Regions from separate parts of the Homo sapiens genome. Here region 2 is linked to region 1. Evidence: chromatin loops called from intact Hi-C (ENCODE). Cell type or tissue: psoas muscle. All regions are shown on one strand. Links, peaks and the distances in the headings refer to the core of each region. The heading gives the core; the rest is flanking DNA. Region 1 overlaps GAB1 (GRB2 associated binding protein 1). Region 2 overlaps GAB1 (GRB2 associated binding protein 1).

What was found. Hi-C counts contacts between places; a loop is a spot of excess contacts. Peaks named below come from ENCODE experiments on the same cell type or tissue, not always from the same donor. Only the 100,000 strongest peaks of a DNase experiment are listed, where the experiment ranks them.
Region 2: it touches region 1 in a loop (1.9-fold over the local background); 3 of 110 quality-filtered maps call a loop at or near these places.

What each region holds. Positions count from the first base shown.
Region 1 is chr4:143,370,515-143,379,467 of GRCh38, forward strand. The region is part of intron 1 of GAB1 (GRB2 associated binding protein 1); the gene reads left to right. Among named protein-coding and RNA genes, the nearest start is that of MIR3139, 32 kb to the left of the region's middle. RefSeq lists an enhancer at 2,146-2,335. In psoas muscle, for the core only: a CTCF peak has its summit at 5,315 (motif pointing right); a DNase peak (open chromatin) is centred at 5,367; H3K27ac peaks cover 2,892 bases.
Region 2 is chr4:143,460,043-143,468,995 of GRCh38, forward strand. It overlaps GAB1 (GRB2 associated binding protein 1), which reads left to right. Exons shown (of 10, transcript NM_002039.4): 8 at 322-445; 9 at 6,061-6,183. Among named protein-coding and RNA genes, the nearest start is that of SMARCA5, 49 kb to the right of the region's middle. In psoas muscle, for the core only: no CTCF peak of the experiment used is centred there; no DNase peak of the experiment used is centred there.

The DNA of each region.
Region 1 (8,953 bases), core at 3,164-7,163:
AGTGGGATATCCCTGCTGTCCTCATTGATAGTACAGAACTCTTTTTTTTTTAAATTAAAGTTCTAGGGTACATGTGCACAACGTGCAAGTTTGTTACATATGTATACGTGTGCCATGTTGGTGTGCTGCACCCATTAACTCGTCATTTACATTAGGTATATCTCCTAATGCTATCTCTCCCCGCTCCCCTGACCCCACAACAGGCCCCGGGGTGTGATGTTCCCTGCCCTGTGTCCACATGTTCTCATTGTTCAGTTCCCACCTATGAGTGAGAACATGCAGTGTTTGGTTTTCTGTCCTTGCGATAGTTTGCTCAGAATGATGGTTTCCAGCTTCATCCATGTCACTACAAAGGACATGAACTCATCCTTTTTTATGGCTGCATAGTATTCCATGGTGTATATGTGCCACATTTTCTTAATCTAGTCTATCATTGATGGACATTTGGGTTGGTTCCAAGTCTTTACTATTGTGAATAGTGACGCAATAAACATATGTCCGCATGTGTCTTTATAGCAGCATGATTTATATTCCTTTGGGTATATACCCAGTAATGGGATGGCTGGGTCAAATGGTATTTCTAGTTCTAGATCCCTGAGGAATCGCCACACTGACTTCCACAATGGTTGAACTAGTTTACAGTCCCACCAACAGTGGAAAAGTGTTCCTATTTCTCCACATCCTCTCCAGCACCTGTTGTTTCCTGACTTTTTAATGATCGCCATTCTAACTGGTGTGAGATGGTATCTCATTGTGGTTTTGATTTGCATTTCTCTGATGGCCAGTGATGATGAGCATTTTTTCATGTGTCTGTTGGCTGCATAAATGTCTCCTTTTGAGAAGTGTCTGTTCATATCCTTCACCCACTTTTTGATGGGGTTGTTTGATTTTTTCTTGTAAATTTGTTTAAGTTCTTTGTAGATTCTGGATATTTGCCCTTTGTCCGATGGGTAGATTGTAAAAATTTTCTCCCATTCTGTAGGTTGCCTGTTCACTCTGATGGTAGTTTCTTTTGCTGTGCAGAAGCTCTTTAGTTTAATTAGATCCCATTTGTCAATTTTGGCTTTTGTTGCCATTGCTTTTGGTGTTTTAGTCTTGAAGTCCTTGCCCATGCCTATGTTCTGAATGGTATTGCGTAGGTTTTCTTCTAGGGTTTTTATGGTTTTAGGTCTAACATTTAAGTCTTTAATCCATCTTGAATTAATTTTTGTATAAGGTGTGAGGAAGGGATCCAGTTTCAGCTTTCTACATGTGGCTAGCCAGTTTTCCTAACACCATTTATTAAATAGGGTATCCTTTCCCGATTTCTTGTTTTTGTCAGGTTTGTCAAAGATCACATGGTTGTAGATTTGTGGTATTATTTCTGAGGGCTCTGTACAGAACTCGTTTTTATGAAGAATCATTGACTTTCAAAAATACTTGAGGTTACCCAGTTCAAGCATCCAAAAATACAGACTTCCTGTTCATTCAGCATCTAGTTTAATGTATTCAATTATGGAGAGCAAAATTTTACATTATGAAACATCTTGGCTGGGCACGGTGGCTAGTGCCTGTAATCCTGGCACTTTTGGAGCCCCAGGTGGGTGGATCACTTGAGGTCAGGAGTTCAAGACCAGCCTGGCCAACATGGTGAAACCCCATCTCAGTTTAAAAAAAAAAGATGTATCTTGTTCCATTGTTGAACAACTGTAGAAGGTTATTCTTGCATTGAAATGTTCCTTCCTGTACCTTCTGTTGCTTGCTAGTTCTTCCGTTTGCTATTCTCTTGCCTTCTGTCTTTTGGTCCCTTTATGACATTTTTGGTGTTTGTTTAACAGGCATTCACTTATTCAACATCTATTTATTGAATGCTTGCTGTAGGCCAGGACTTGTTCTTGGTGCTGGGTATTCAGCTGTGAACAAGACAAAGCTTCTGCCTTACATGAAACTTACATTGTAGTAGGTAGAGACAGACATTAAGCAAATACATAATATGGTCTCTGTAGGTGATAACTACTGAGATTAACAGCAGTTAACCATGGTCACAAGAGAAAACTGTGGCTTAAATTGGGTCTGAAGTCATTCTGAGTCAACTGTGTAATGCAGTGGCCAAAAAGCCTAAATTCATCTTAGACTATTTGAATCAAATGGCCATGTTAGAGAGGTCATGTTTGCTTTCTTATTGTCAAGCTGAGCCTGGTGTATAGCATTTACTTTTTGAAGAGATATTGGCAAGTGGAAACTTGTTCAGGGGTATCCCCATGATAGCCTTGTAAACAGCTGAAGAAAGCCATCATATTTGCATGGAGTGTTCCCTAGGCCAAACCTTTCTGGTTTTGCCAACAGTTTCTCAAATGGTATGATGTCTATACTCTTTAACTGTCCTGGTCTTCCTCCAGATAATTAATTTCCTCTTAAAATGATGCTCCCAGAATTCAACTCATCTTTCCAGATGTGGTTTCAACTTAGGTAATGCTTATTAGACTATTTCTTCCCTTGATCTGGTTATTTAATTTTAGTAACGCATCTGAGGATTGAATTTCCTTTAAAAACACACACACACACACACACACACACACACACACATCTGTGTTACTTGACTCTCAGTGTTGAGCTAGGCTGTAAAGCCAGGTCTCCAGCACTTCTGTTCGTACAATTTATGTACATAAATATGTTACCCAGCATCTCTATTAAAATGTCATCTCATCGCTGTCTGTGCAGTATTCTACATTAAGATCCTTTGGAATATTGTCTTTCATCTAACTTGGTGTTGTCTACATAATTAACAAGCATATTCTCAAACTTCATCTAGGTGTTTAATATAATTGTTTAATTAAAAAAGAATAATAGCACCAGACCTTTCCTTCAGATTATAGCAGCTCAATAATTAATCCTGTTTTAGTATGACATTTCAAATAACTGTGAACAGCCTTAATATGTCATCCATTTTACATTTCTGCATTTTATCCAAACATTTTGAAAAATGAAGATACAGTCTTCATTTCATGATGGCATTTCTATCTGGTACTAGGCTTAACAAAAAACATACTAGAAGCCAGGCTTGGTGGCTCACGCCTATAACCCTAGCACTTTGGGAGGCCAAGGTAGGCAGATCACTTGAGCTCAGGAGTTTGAGACCAGCCTGGGCAACATGGCAAAAATGCAAATCCACAAAAAATCCAAAAATTAGCCGGCCATGGTGGCATGCGCCTGTAGTCCCAGCTGCTTGGGAGACTGAGGCACAAGAATTGCTTGTGCCAGGAAGGCAGAGGTTGCAGTGAGCCGAGATTGCACCATTGCACTCCAGCCTGGGTGATGGGAGTGAAACCCTCTCTCTCTCTCTCTCTCTCTCTCTCTCTCTCTGTAAATAAATAAATATATATATATATATATTTTTACCTTTCTAACATTGCAGGGAGTGACCTTTCTTTTTCATTCAGTCTCAGTTATGTGTCCAAAGCATTGGTATATGTTTTGGTTTAGTTTTTAATTTGCAAGCTCCATGTAAGACTACAGTGGGTTTTTTGTCAGATGCCTCCTTATTTATGAGTTGGAGTGAAGACAGGGAGAGTATTGACCTCATTCTTCCTGGAGATCTTTTTTGTTTTCCAAGGAGTTTGGTGTCGTATTTTATAGGATTTTCTAGATTATATGTATAACATCTTGACTCCACTCAAATGCCCAAGAACCCATACATTTTGGTGGCAGCATGACTTTCAAGAGGAGTTGCTTCTCTTGCTTAGTACAAAGTGTCCATGGATCAGAATGTGATTAAACAAGTCAAGTCAGGTGACTTGTCACTGAGGGTTTGTATTGGTTGCAAGTACCAGAAATGTGCCTGTGCCGATTGGGGAATCAGGATATTAGTCAAAGGAAAGGAAAACCTGTTCAACAATTTTTCTTGCTTTTCATGTGCTGCAGAGAAAAGGCTAAATCCCATCTGGTGCACACTATTGTGGGAATCTTATACTTTAGATTCATAAACACAGTATGTTCAGATTTTCTAGATTTGACATTTGCTTGAATGTGTTCGGTGTGTATTTTATACTGAGTGTCAAATTTCTTGCCTTTTGACGATAGCTGACTTTTAGTTGACTAAAAAAGTAGTAGTCATAGTTAGGTTTACTATCTGTGGCTATCACAGGGTTCACATGGGCATCATTGTCCAACCAAAGTTGCTTCTGAAGTGCTGCCATACAGTCTTGGCTCTCATGAACACTTGTCCTAGTTTTTACCGTTGTCCTGGAAGAATTACTTTCACGAGTGTCTGGGTTTGGAGGAAAAATTGTATGGCTCCTATGGATACGTCTCAAAGTATTCTAGGAAGCAAGTTGTTCCCATTGTGCAGTTATTGCTTTGACATCTGGCCTTCCTTACTTACCTCTGCTACAGAAAGAATCCAGAATGACTTGTAAGGCTGGTAAACCCAGTGATTCTTGGAATACTTTTTCAAGAATGCTCCTCCAGGAATGCTCTTGGAGTCTCACTCTGTAGCCCAAGCTTGAGTGCAGTCGTGTGATCCTGGCTCACTGCAACCTCCGCCCCCTGGGCTCAAGGGATTCTCATGCTTCAGCCTCCTGAATAGCTGGAATTATAGGTGCCCGCCACAACGCCTGGCTAAGTTTTTGTATTTTACTAGAGACGGGGTTTCACCATGTTGCCCAAGGTGGTCTTGAACTCCTGAGCTCAGGCGATGTGCCCGCCTTGGCCTCCCAAAGTGCTGGGATTACAGGCATCAGCCACTGCACCCGGCCTGAAAACACATTTTCTTAATGGGACTAAACTTTTCTAGCTGAATTGATCTATTTTAAAACTTGCCAATGAAAGCTCCTTAGTAGTATCTGCTAATTAAATGCAGTTTTTATACCTAACGGACCTTTTAAAGAATGTGTGCACTTTGCAAACCCCATTGCTTCTTGCCGTATCTGAGCACTTGCCACCTGGTGGTAAGGAGACCATTCCATCTCCTTCACTAGATGGTAGCACCTGGAAGTCAGGGATCATTGCTGACTTATCTTGCCTCCCAACATTGATCATGCAGTAGGTGTGGATGAGAAAGAGGGAGATAAGGGAAGAAAGGGGGCTGTGAATAAACGCTGTTGCTTTCTGCTTCCTTTTTAGGAGTTAAAAGTCTCTTCAGCTACCTGTTTAGGAGTATGAAAGCAAATCTAGGAAATGGCCTCTGCAGTTTTCCGAATATGACAAATCATTTAGTTTCCTAAGCTTGTTACTCTACAGTGGGACTTCTCAACCTCTGCACTGTTGATATTGTGGCCTGGATGATTGTTTGTTGTGTGGCCTGCCCTGTGCATTATAGGGTGTTTAGTTAGCAGCAGCATCCTTGGTCTCTGCCCACTAGATGCCAGTAGTGCACCCCATCCCCAGCTGTGACAACAAAAATGTCTGCAGGCATTGCCAAGTGTGCCCTGGAGGCAAAATAGCCGCCCCCTAATTGAGATTGAGAACCGCTGCTGCATAGGAGCTCCTGTCTGGGACAAATGCCCACCAGAGAAACCAGCAAGTAATAGAAATGTGGCTTTGGAAGGGAACTTAGAAATCATCTGGAATGTTGTATCCTGGAGAACTCCTCGCCCCACACCAGCGCCAGCACCCCTCCCCAACCCCCTACACCACCTCCACCTTTATACTTATGCTTTATACCTGCAGAACTATAACCTAAGGGAAGGAATGAATATAAAAAAGAAAAAAATACAACTATATGAGGTAATACTGTTTAGGGCTTGTAGGGTTATTTGTTTTAAGTTTGCTTACAGATCATGAACATGTGTCTACTTTCAGGTTACTCAAAATAAGAAAGCATAAGCTTATAGAAATAGGTCAGGGAGAAAAACACAGAAAAACTAATGTGCAGCACTACTAAAAAAGAATTCAAGGTGTATGTTGAACATTTTTCAGATTAAAAAGAACTCACTGGAATGTGGCTGGATTGCTAGTATCGCCCTGTGGAGCTATCTGGGCTTCATATGAGGCTATTCTAAGTACATGCATCAAAAAAGAGATATAGAAGAGTATTTAAAGTAATGATAATTGGCCTTTTTCAAAAAATGACTTGCTTTCTAAACCTGAAAAATAGCCATCATGATACTAGAGAAATAGCTGAGATATTAATATTTCCTCTGTAGATTGTTTTGTTTTATAAGGGCATTTTGTGTCTTACTAAGAAATCTCACATAAAAGTAAGAACACCAAATTAAATATTAGCTCTTGTGGTTATTTTAAGACTCATCTCAATAACCAAGAGAATTTGGTTCTCACACTTTGTACCTTTTGATTGTAAACAGCTTTAAACAGGTTTATGTTGTACTTCATCAAAAATTATAGAGGATCTGCAGACTGAGACGCATTGGGACTGAAATTAGGCAATTCAGAGTTTCTCATGCATGTAAGCTGCTTTTATTTTGATCCCTATCATTCTTAGTCTGTCTTTTCAAATATTCTACTGGAAGGACTGTTGTGAGTTGAGGGCAAAGGAGAAAATGGCAGGGTCTCGAGCCACCAGGCCTCATAATACCTGCTCTTTGAGGTAGAGTAAAAGCTAACTGATGAATGTTTTCCAGAATAATATTTAGATTTAGTCTGGTGGTTTTTTTTTTTTTCTTGTTTTGTTTGCTTTGGTTTAAGCTCAATACAGTCACATCTGAATTTACACAACAAAAATGTTTCCGAAAAGTTGTGGATGAATCCATTTTTAATAAGCCAAGTACTATAAAAAGCATCAGAAGAACTTGTTAACTGAACTTATCCTAATGTTCTGATCACCTGTTTCTTTTAATAGACATAGTGGTTGCAACAATGCTTTGATTAGTTCCTTTTTGGAAGCTGGCTTTTGTTGGGGGGAGGGTTTTTGTTTCTTGTATCTTAAACTTGACACCTTGATTCTCATTGAAAAAACTTTCAACCATGTATGGTTGGTGATTTGTTGAAATTTATAACTGAAAATCTGCCACTCTGCTTTTAGTATTTGAAATGCCTTGGCAGGGAGACGTTTTTCTCAGAACAGATCTTTTGGAGGACCTCAGGAAGTTAATTATTCTGGCAAGAAGTTCTTTTTGAACTTTTTTGGATCATTATGATATTATGCTAATTTATCTAAAAAATGGATTCTAAGTTGAATAACTGTATAGTCCTGGCAGATAAGAGCATGTCAGATGTCTTGGCACAGTTTGGGGACAGAGGGGACTTTCCCACTTCTTTATGTAATCCACCATCATAATGTGGGAGTTTTATGAAATTTCTTCTGTTATACAGAAATACTTAGCTTTTTAGGCCGTATGTGCTGCTCAGTGAAAACAAGCTCTGTGTATGTCTGTATATGTTTAAATGAAATGAAAAAGAGAAGTGAAATCCAAGAAATTTCTGGTTTGCAGTGGTGATTATTTTTAGCCACGTTCATGTGTTTTAAACAATCCCTTTTAGGTCTGTTGAATGTAGCTTGGAACAGAACGTCCCATAGAAATGATAGTATAGTACACGTGGTGGCAAAGTTTCCATATTAGCCCTCAAAGATTATTTAACTCATCATATACTCACACGCTTTGCCGTACAAGGGGCAATGATGTATAGCGTATAAAAACACTGTTTAATAATACTCAACCTACAGCAACTTTCAATACTAAGAATGAAATAAAATTGAAAAATTGTAAAAATGCATAAGGATAAATTTTGTTTCTCTGAAAAGGTTGCTTTTGAGGAAAAGTAGTTTTAAAGAGACTTGGTGGTGTGGTAGAAGAACTCCCAGCAGACCTGAAGATGTAGCAGATGTATAGCAGTTTGGGCATCTTGGACAAGTAAATCATACTCGCAAGCCTCAGTTTCTTTTAATGTCATGGGGATAGTTGTGTGGATCAGAGCAGAATTTGTGTGAAGGTGATTTGCAAACTGTAAAGTCCTATGCAAATATACAATATATGTTCTGGTTCTTTTCTTAATTATGAAAATCTTGTATCCTGGCCTTTTTCTTGACACTCATATATTAGTAACAAAAATCTTTATGCTTAGCAACAATTAGTAAGGTCCTATTTCGCTCACAAATACAATAAATGCATGTTATTTTGACCTACATGGATGATAGAAACATTTGCTTTTTTGTGACAGCCTATTGGAACTTCCAAAGTGTCTCTCTCTCTCTCTCTCTCTCTCTCTCTCTCTCTCTCTCTCTCGTTTTTCTAGTCTCTAAACCTCTCTTGTTTTTTCTTTGTCTGAGTATCTTTCTGAACCACCGTCTCAAGTTTCAGGTTATACGACAGAGCTCATACTCCAAGCCCTGGCCTCTCTCTGACCTTGTGCCTCTGGCCTGGGACAAGCTTCACACTGCCAGACTCTGCAGCTGACCCTTTGTATCTCCCAGTAGTCTGAGCAGCATTCATTTGCTCAAGGTCTCACCAGAGACCAAACAGGGGCAGCCTCTCTGGAGAGACCATGGCCTCCCAACAGTATTTTTGATGTCAGTGGCCTAGCCTTAGGCCCCGAAGCCAGGAACTAGATGTGATAGGGGCCAAATCCCCCAAACCCGAGGAGCTTTTCTGGTAGAAAATGTGTTATGAAAAAAAGGGGGACTCAGTGGCCATTGCAGACCAAAGCCTCATTCATTGAGGTGGGGTAGGGGTTGCTGGGGACTACAATTCAGAGTTATATATGTAACAGAGTTATGCATATAATTCAGCAAACAAAGAGGCAAGTTGAAAAGGGTTTATTAAAGTATTAATGTTTGTGTCAAATGTATAAAATTCAGGAAACAGGCAGAGCAATAACATTTAATGTTGGAAGAGGACTTAGAGATACAAAAAATAGAGTTTATTCATTCTGGAGCAGAGAAATCTTAAGCCGGATAGGTTAACTGATTTGCAAGTGTCTCCTGCCTTCCAATCCTGCATCCTTAAGGATATCCTTAAGATGATACATCTGGGTTTTGCGATGCTCTGTTCTCCAGGTACGGTTAGCAGTGATTTTGCAT
Region 2 (8,953 bases), core at 2,502-6,501, 89 kb after region 1:
ATAGTTTTTAAAAAAATAGAAATTCTTAAGTCTTCCATTTTATATCTGTAACTTTCTACTTATCACCAAGTCACTGGCAGTGGTTTTTTTGTTTTACACAAAATATTTTGCTGTCCAAAATACACTTTTATAATACAATTATAAATATTAGTTATGTGTTTGTACACAAAAATTACATCATTATAAATGTGTACAATGAATGATTATAAACATAAGGGAATATTTCTGAAAGAATGCAGACTGTCTCTCATTTTTATTTGGGGAATAATTTTAGATATTTTTGTCAAGGCTTATGTTTGTGATGATAATTTCTGTAATTAGCTCTTCCAGGTTTCCCATGTCCCCCCGACCAGATTCAGTGCATAGCACAACTTCAAGCAGTGACTCACACGACAGTGAAGAGAATTATGTTCCCATGAACCCAAACCTGTCCAGTGAAGACCCAGTATGTAAAGTTTTAACTTTTCCCTTTCTGAGCAGCCCTTTTCAGTCATTCAAGCTAGAACTGTTCTGTCTATAAATTTTATCCTCGTATCTTTATATACTTAAGAAAAAGCAGTAAAAGACAACTTTTAAAAAGCTTATTAAAAATAATGTCATAAACTCTAAAACCAATAAAAGGTGAAAGTAAACTGTAAATGAGTTAAAAAAAAAAAGTTGCCTGGCACAGCAGCACAACCCTGTAGTTTCAGCTATTTGGGAGGCTGAGGTGGGAGGATCACTTGAGTCCTTGAGTCCAGCAGTTTGAGGCTAGCCTGCACAACATGTCACCCTGTCTCTAATTAGAAAAAAATTAAGTTTTCAGTTATATGTCATTTAAGAGATACTTGATTTTTTATACTCTTCAAGAAAATATACGGGCAGCATTTTATGATGCAATTCTCTAAGGCCATGTCACAGCACTCTAATGGTGAAATGGTCTTATAAGTAAGTAATATACCTTTAGATAGGTGTAAAGATTAAAGAAGACCTCTTATAAACATAACATGTTTGAGGTTGGCTATACTACCATAAAGCATGAGAATTTTCTAATGGTAGTGAGCATTTTGTTCCTCATAAATCAGGTAGTTGCCAGAAAATACTTCAAATGTTTAAGAATACAAACCAATTTTAATTTTTAAAAATATTTTGCTTTAGCTTTTCCTTAAGTCAGATTTAATGTTTGCTTTGTTATTTGTATTTTAGTTGATAAGTATATCCATTAGGATTAAGTTCCCCTCTGAGTAAAAGAAAATAAATATTTGTGACTCAAGAGAGAAGTTTCTTTCTTTCTCATGGAAAAGTCTAGAGAGAGTCAATCCAAGGCTGTTGTGGCAGCTCTGTTCCATAGAGTCTTCAGGGATTCAGACCTTTTCCAGCTCTCCAGTCTGCTTTCCTTGGGTGTGGCACATATGCTCATTGGACAAGATGATGCTCCAGCCAGCAGAGTGACATTCCAACTCCAGGTGGAGGAAAGAGAGAAAAAGAAGGGTACAGCCCAACTGCCTCATAAGGACAGTACCTCGAAACTGCTTTATAGAAACCATTAACCAGAACTTAGCCTGTGTGGCCACACTTAGACACAAAGGAGCTAGAAAACATAGACTTAGATCCGAGGAACAGTGGGCCCACCTAAAAATCCCATGCATATGGGAGAGGGGAGAGCAGGTATTGAGGGACAATCAGACCATATCTTCCAGGATAAGCAAATACCTGATGTCAAAATTTAGAATGAGTAACACTTTAGTGGCCCTATATTATTTAAAACAGCCCTATTTAGAGGTATAAAATATAAAGCCCAATTCTGTCAATGAATTGGTTTTTCATCCTTAATAGACTTTAGGCAGAACCAGCTTTCTTAAAACTATATATTGTCAGGAAACATAATTCAGTGATATGAAAAACTTGATTTTGTGCTTAAATTAATTAACTTTAAAATATTACCAAATTTAGCCAGGCACAGTGGCATGTGCCTGTAGTCCCAGCTACTCAGGAGGCTGAAGCAGGAGGATCTCTTGAGCCTAGTTCACACCTAGCCTGGGCAACATAGCGAGACCTCATCTATAAAAATTTTTAAATATCAAATTTATAAAGTATTCAAAAATAATATAATCAATATATCAATAATGTTTTCACTGATTTTTCAAGGCAGGGCAATTTTTAGACACTTTTGCTTTTGTATTCACTATTTTTCAATTTGAGTGGAGTTCTATTATTATTATTTAAGTTAATTAGTTTTCCTCAGTATAGTAAGTTGACTCTAGTAAAACTCTAAATCCTAAATTCTCGGTCAGAGTAGATATTGTCACCTATTTTCAACTTTGGGTAGTTGAGTGAACTGTTTTCTTATCGTAAAGTAATTAGAGTATTTTCTGAGGTACTAAAGAGTGTGTCTTTTTGCCCAAAATAGTAAATAGCCATAAAAATTTTGGAAAGTCCCATATAATAGGAAAGTTTAAAAATGTGATTTGTCATGGGTGTTAGATGAAGGGAAAAGATGAAAAAGAAGAGCATTACAATCAGAAATCAAAGGAAATCAAAATACAATTTTTTTTTTTTACACCTAATGACAGTAAGCCAGAAAGGTGCTTTTACTTGCCACCAATAGAGGTGTCTAAATAAACACAATGTGGTGAATTTCTTTTTTTTTTTATTTGGAGACAGATTCTCTTTCTGTCACCTAGGCTGGAATGCAGTAGCGCGATCTCAACTCACTGCAGCCTCCACCTCCTGGGTTTCAAATGATTCTCCTGACTCAGCCTCTCGAGTAGCTGGGATTACAGGTTTGCGCCACCACACACGACTAATTTTTGTGTTTTTGGTAGAGACAGGGTTTCATCATGTTGCGCAGGATGGTCTCAAACTCCCGACCTCAAATGATCTGCCTGCCTTGGCTTCCCAGAGTGCTGGGATTACAGGCGTGAGCCACTGCACCTGGCCTGTGATGAATTTATGAAGTACTTAGGTCCTATGTATTAGAAAAAAGCAAAAATGACCCAGGAGGACATACCTATCTACCAAGTACAATAGAAAAGTCAACAATGCCAATTCCATATCCTCATGCTGCCAAATACAAGGACTCATCATAGTCCATTCAACTCTCCCTTAGAAAAGAATATGAGAATTATAGCAATATTTAACAAACTTCTTTAATTTTGGATCAAAAATCATGCATTATCAAGTGAATTCTGAATGTGACACCTGAAATTCAAATGATGGTAAACCATAACTAAAGGCATACATACTGTTATGTGATAATAACAACAAAAATATGTTAAATGATTTTACATAATTTTTAAAGAATTTTTTAAAAATCTAGGCCGGGCATAGTGGCTCACACCTGTAATCCCAGCACTTTAAGGAGGCCGAGGCAGGCAGATCACCTGAGGTCAGTAGTGCGAGACCAGCCTGGCCAACATGGATAAACCCCGTCTCTATTAAAAATACAAAAATTAGCCGGGCGTGGTGGCAGGCGCCTGTAATCCCAGTTACTCGGGAGGCTGAGGCAGGAGAATTGCTTGAGCCCAGGAGACAGAGATTGCAGTGAGCCGAGATCAAGCCACTGCCCTGCAGCCCAGGCAACAAAGCAAGACTCCATCTCAAAAAAAAAAAAAAAAAAAATCTCACACTACTGGTTTGTTATTTAATTCAAAGAACACTTATAATACCTTATAGAATCTTAGAGTTTCTCTAAACTGTTTTGGGAAAATACTGGGTGAAAGGCTAGAATACAGACAGGCTGTTCCAGTGGAGATTAAATCAAGAGCAAATAGACTTCCTTGTAGACACACAAATGTTAACCATACTTAAAGATGGAAAAACATTCAGTTCTAGTAATAACAGACATAAAATAGGTTAACTAGCCACCCTGAGAAATTCTGTTTAGGAGCAACTTATTGGTATTATGCATGCAGGTCTTACAAATTTATGCATTTCTTTTATAGCCTTGTAATACTGTGAACAATTCTAGATATTTCTAATCAGAGAAATGGAGGGTATGGGTCTTTCATTGATCACATTTGAATATAGAACTTTTCACACACTCATGGCTGATTTTATGTGACAATGATATATAGAGTCATTCAGATAAAAAATTTCATGATGATTCCAGTTTCTCCATGAATTAGAAAGAAGAGAGGGATTGCTATTTATATTGAGGACCAAAACTTGCTTATATTTTTTGTGCTCTACATGTTATTTTTGATTTTTTGATTTTTTAATTTTTTCAGACAGAGTTTCCCTCTGTTGCCCAGGCTGGAGTGCAGTGGTGCGATCTTGGCTCACTGCAACCTCCGCCTCCGGGTTCAAGCGATTATCCTGCCTCAGCCTCCCAAGTAGCTGGGATTACAGGTGCCCACCACCACACCTGGCTAGTTTTTGTAGTTTTTAGTAGAGACGGGGTTTCACCATGTTGGCCAGGCTGGTCTCAAACTCCTGACCTCAGGTGGTCCGCCCGCCTCAGCCTCCCAAAGTGCTGGGATTACAGGCCTGAGCCACCGCGCCTAGCCATTTTATATATTTTTTTAATGTTTTATTTGTAGTAATTGATAAATTTGGTTTAAAAAATCTGTTTCTTCAAGTAGGAATATTACATTTAGTTGTACAGGTTGTTTACTGAATAAACATACTGCATACCTGATTATATGAAATTCAGGCTATGTGCTGCTCACCAAGCTGCAGTCGCCCACAGCACAGAGCTGTCTCACCCCAGTGCAAGAAGCACCTTTTAATAATTTGCAAAAAGGTTCCATACCAGCTATTAGCAGCCCTGCTACGAAATGAGAGAATAGTCTCAATATTTTCCTAGAAGTATCCTTTCCCTAAGGCACAGTTTTTTCTGTTTAACCTAAGCAAAAAGAAATGAAGTAGCAATATAAAAAGAATCAACAGAACCACCAGATGTATGCAGTTTTCAAATTGTTTTATTCATCATAACATGTATAAATTTTTAACTTTGTTAAATCATTATGATTTTCTTTAAAAGTATGAGATAATATATGAACATTAATATCAACAGTGCACAAGGATGAAATTCCCTAATGAGAAATACACAGTCTTGCGTATGAGAAGCCAAGAACATTTCTAGATGGGGTTAAAAGGAGTAAGGCATGGAAACAAGTCACTTGTTTGAGCACATGTATAATAGAACCCTGTTGTAATTAGAGTGGAGGGAATATATAGGGACTTAGGTTCATGCCAGCTTTTCCTTTCTATTTAGCATTGATCTTCAAGTGCCTATTTTTCATTTTTCTGCCTCAAGTTTTTTGTTCCTGCTGTTTATCGCTGTCATCTATCTTCCTACCTTCTTTCCCTTTTTTTAGAGAGTAGTCCTACTGTACAAATCATCTGAAATGGTTATTTACAAATTCCAGAGTTGTCTTCACTCTGCTCTCTTTAAAATCTTAGCACTATTTTTGTCCAAAATTTTAATTCTTTTTAAACCCAGAAGTTAGTAGTATTATTGCTCTTATTATATAAACTATGCTTATTTACGTTTTTCTGCATGTTTAGCAGCTTCTTTATCATTTCTTGTATTTCAGGCCTTCCTTAGGTAGTAATTTTCCTTCTCTCTTAAATACGTTCTTTAGAATGTATGCCTTTCAGGAAGGAAAAGATCAGGCTAAGGAAATTAGGTGGTAAAAAATCCAGATGATTGAAACAAAATACACTTAGCCAATGGAGTCAAACAAATTTTAGTGTGAAAGCCTTTAGATAAAACGTAGAAAGTTTTTTTAAAATTTAACTTGAAAGCAAGGAATATAAAGATCCTGTAAAGCATAATTGAGTACAGACATAATTTTAATAATGTTCAAGTTGGGCTATCATAGCTAAGTATCTCCTGATGTCTCAATCTTAGTGTGAACCAAGTTTAACTTTTGAAACTACGTTTAGCTTGCTCTAAGCTAGGCTTTAATCAGTTTTTTAAATATTACTTATTTTCTTTCTATCCTAAAAGGTTGTTTAACTTTTTAAGCTATGTCCTCTTGAAAGCAAATATTTAGGCTTCCGTAGATGTTCAACAGTACGAGTGGTATGTCTGGTGAATGTCTGACCGTTGATTTTGTTGTCTAATACTTTCAGAATCTCTTTGGCAGTAACAGTCTTGATGGAGGAAGCAGCCCTATGATCAAGCCCAAAGGAGACAAACAGGTGGAATACTTAGATCTCGACTTAGATTCTGGGAAATCCACACCACCACGTAAGGTGAGTGACATGTGACATGTCTCTTCTTTGTATACAGTTAGTTCACACTTCAAACCTGAAGAATTATTTCCTTTGGGATAATTTTATTAAGTTATGTTTAATATAAATTTAGTCTGGTCTGCTACTTGATGCTATCTCATAAAACAAAAATAACATAGTTATGGAGACTGATTATTTTTTCCTTTCTGATGGTTAGAAATTTTATACTTTCTACTTTTTTAGTGGTTACCATTGAAATAGTTATTTAACAAATTCTTTTTTTTTTTTTTTTTTTTTTTTTTTGAGACAGAGTCTTGCTCTGTTGCCCAGGCTGGAGTGCAGTAGTGTGATCTTGGCTCACTGCAACCTCCGCTTCCCAGGTCCAAATGATTCTCCTGCCTCAGCCTCCCAAATAGCTGGGATTACAGATGCGCGCCACCACTCCTGGCTAATTTTTGTATTTTTAGTAGAGACACGGTTTCACCATGTTGGCCAGAATGGTCTTGAACTCCTGACCTCAAGTGATCCACCCACCTCAGCCCTCCAAAAGTGCTGGGATTACAGGCAGGAGCCACTGCATCTGGCTGTTATTTAATGAATTCTAAAGTTAACCAGTCTAGTGTCTTTACTCTCCTTAAAATGCTCAAATTCTGTGCTATCTTTGTCCAAAATTTTAATGTTGTCTTTTTGTTAAGCCCACTAATTAGACAGTATTATTACTGCTCTTATTATATAACAATGTTTATTTACATTTTCCTACATGTTGACCAGCTTCTTTGTCATTCCTTCCTATTTCTCAGACCTTCCTTCTGCAATAATTTTCCCTCCACCTGAAATATACCCTTTAGAAGTGCCTTTAGTGGAGGTCATTGGTAGTAATTTTTTTCAGTTTTTGTATAACTTAAATGTCTTTATTTTGCCTTCACTCTTGGAAACACAGTTTTCTTGAGTTTACAGTTCTTGATCAACAATAATTTTCTCTCAGCCCATGGAAGATACTATCCCACTACTGTCTTGCTTCTATTCCTATGGAAAAATTGCTGTCAGTCTAATTGTAATTCCCTTGTAGATAATGTCTTTTCTGACTGGATGAGTTTAAGGTCATTTCTGTATCTTTGGTATTCTACAGGTTCACTACAATACGTCTAGACATAGATTCCTTTTTATTTATCTTGCTTAGAAGTGCTGCCTTCTTTTTGGATTCATATTTTTTATCAATTCTGGGAAAGTCTCAGTCACTATTCAAATATTGCTTTTCCATTTCTAAAATGAAATTCTGTTTGGGTCTTTATCAAATATGTCTGGCCAATTTACTGGCTCCTTTTTCAATATCTGAAGTCCTTGGAGGTCTGAATCTGTGTATATTGTTTCTCCTATCTCACACTCTCTACAGTTTGTTTCTTTGTGTGTTTTATATATTTTTATTGCAACCTCATTTTGTTGAACATATCTTCTGAGGACCTAAATTTCTTCTATAAACTATTTGTATTTGCTTCTGCTAGGAACCAGGAGGTGCTACCATCCTAGGACCACATCAGTTCCCTTCAGGGGTCCCTAGCTTGATGAGATATTCTCAGTTTCAGCATCACCTCCAATGCAGGGCCTCCTGATTGCATTTTTGAGATTGACATTCATCCTAAAGCCAACACCACGTTTACCATTTAGAAGCTCACCACTCCCTCTACTTCTCTTATACCTTAGACATTTCACTTTCTAGTGAGCGCAGCAGTGCATTGATAATTTTATTTAAATATCTATATCTTGTTGAATTTTAGGAATGAAAAGGCATCAGCTTATGTAGTTTGTCATTCTTGAAGTATAACTTTTCCAAAAACATTTCTTGTTAGCTCTCAAAGTAAACATTGATTCATGTTCTCAGAGGTTGAGAGACAGTCAAGCTTAAGTTGACAGGAGAATCAGGTTGTCTATGTTAAGATGAAACAGGCATCTGCTGTCCCTATTTTTTATGAATTTCATCTGTCATGGAAGCATTAGTTTGAATTCTTTTTTTTTTTTTTTTTTTTTTTTTGGACGGAGTCTTGCTCTGTTGCCCAGGCTGCAGTGCAGTGGCACGATCTTGGCTCACTGCAACCTCTGCCACCCGGGTTCAAGCCATTCTCCTGCCTCAGCCTCCCAAGTAGCTGGGATTACAGGCGCGTGCCACCATGTCAGGCTAATTTTTGTATTTTTAGTAGAGATGGGATTTCAGCATCTTGGCCAGGCTGGTCTTGAACTCCTGACCTCGTGATCCACCCATCTTGGCTTCCCAAAGTGCTGGGATTATAGGCGTGAGCCACTGTGCCCAGCTTTGAATTCTTAAATATAATAATTTTAAATTTAAGGCAAAAATAGTATATAGTTAGGAGAGAGACATTTTTAAGTTGAGGTAGTTGATGTTATTTTTTGTGTATGACCCAGAAAAATTTTAAGAGTATTCATGGCCGGGCATGGTGGCTCACGCCTGTAATCCCAGCACTTTGGGAGGCCAAGGCGGATGGATCTTGAGGTGAGGAGTTTGAGACCAGCCTGACCAATATGCTGAAACCACATCTCTACTAAAAATACAAAATTAGCCAGGCGTGGTGGCACATGCCTGTAATCCCAGCTACTCAGGAGGCTGAGACAGGAGAATTGCTTGAACCCAGGAGGCGGAGGTTGCAGTGAGCTGAGATCGCACCACTGCACTCCATCCTGGGCAACAAGAGCAAAACTCCTTCTCAAAAAAAAAAAGTATTCACAGTGGATGTGTTTTGTGTTTTAAGACTGAGTTGTACTCAGGAACACTCCTTTA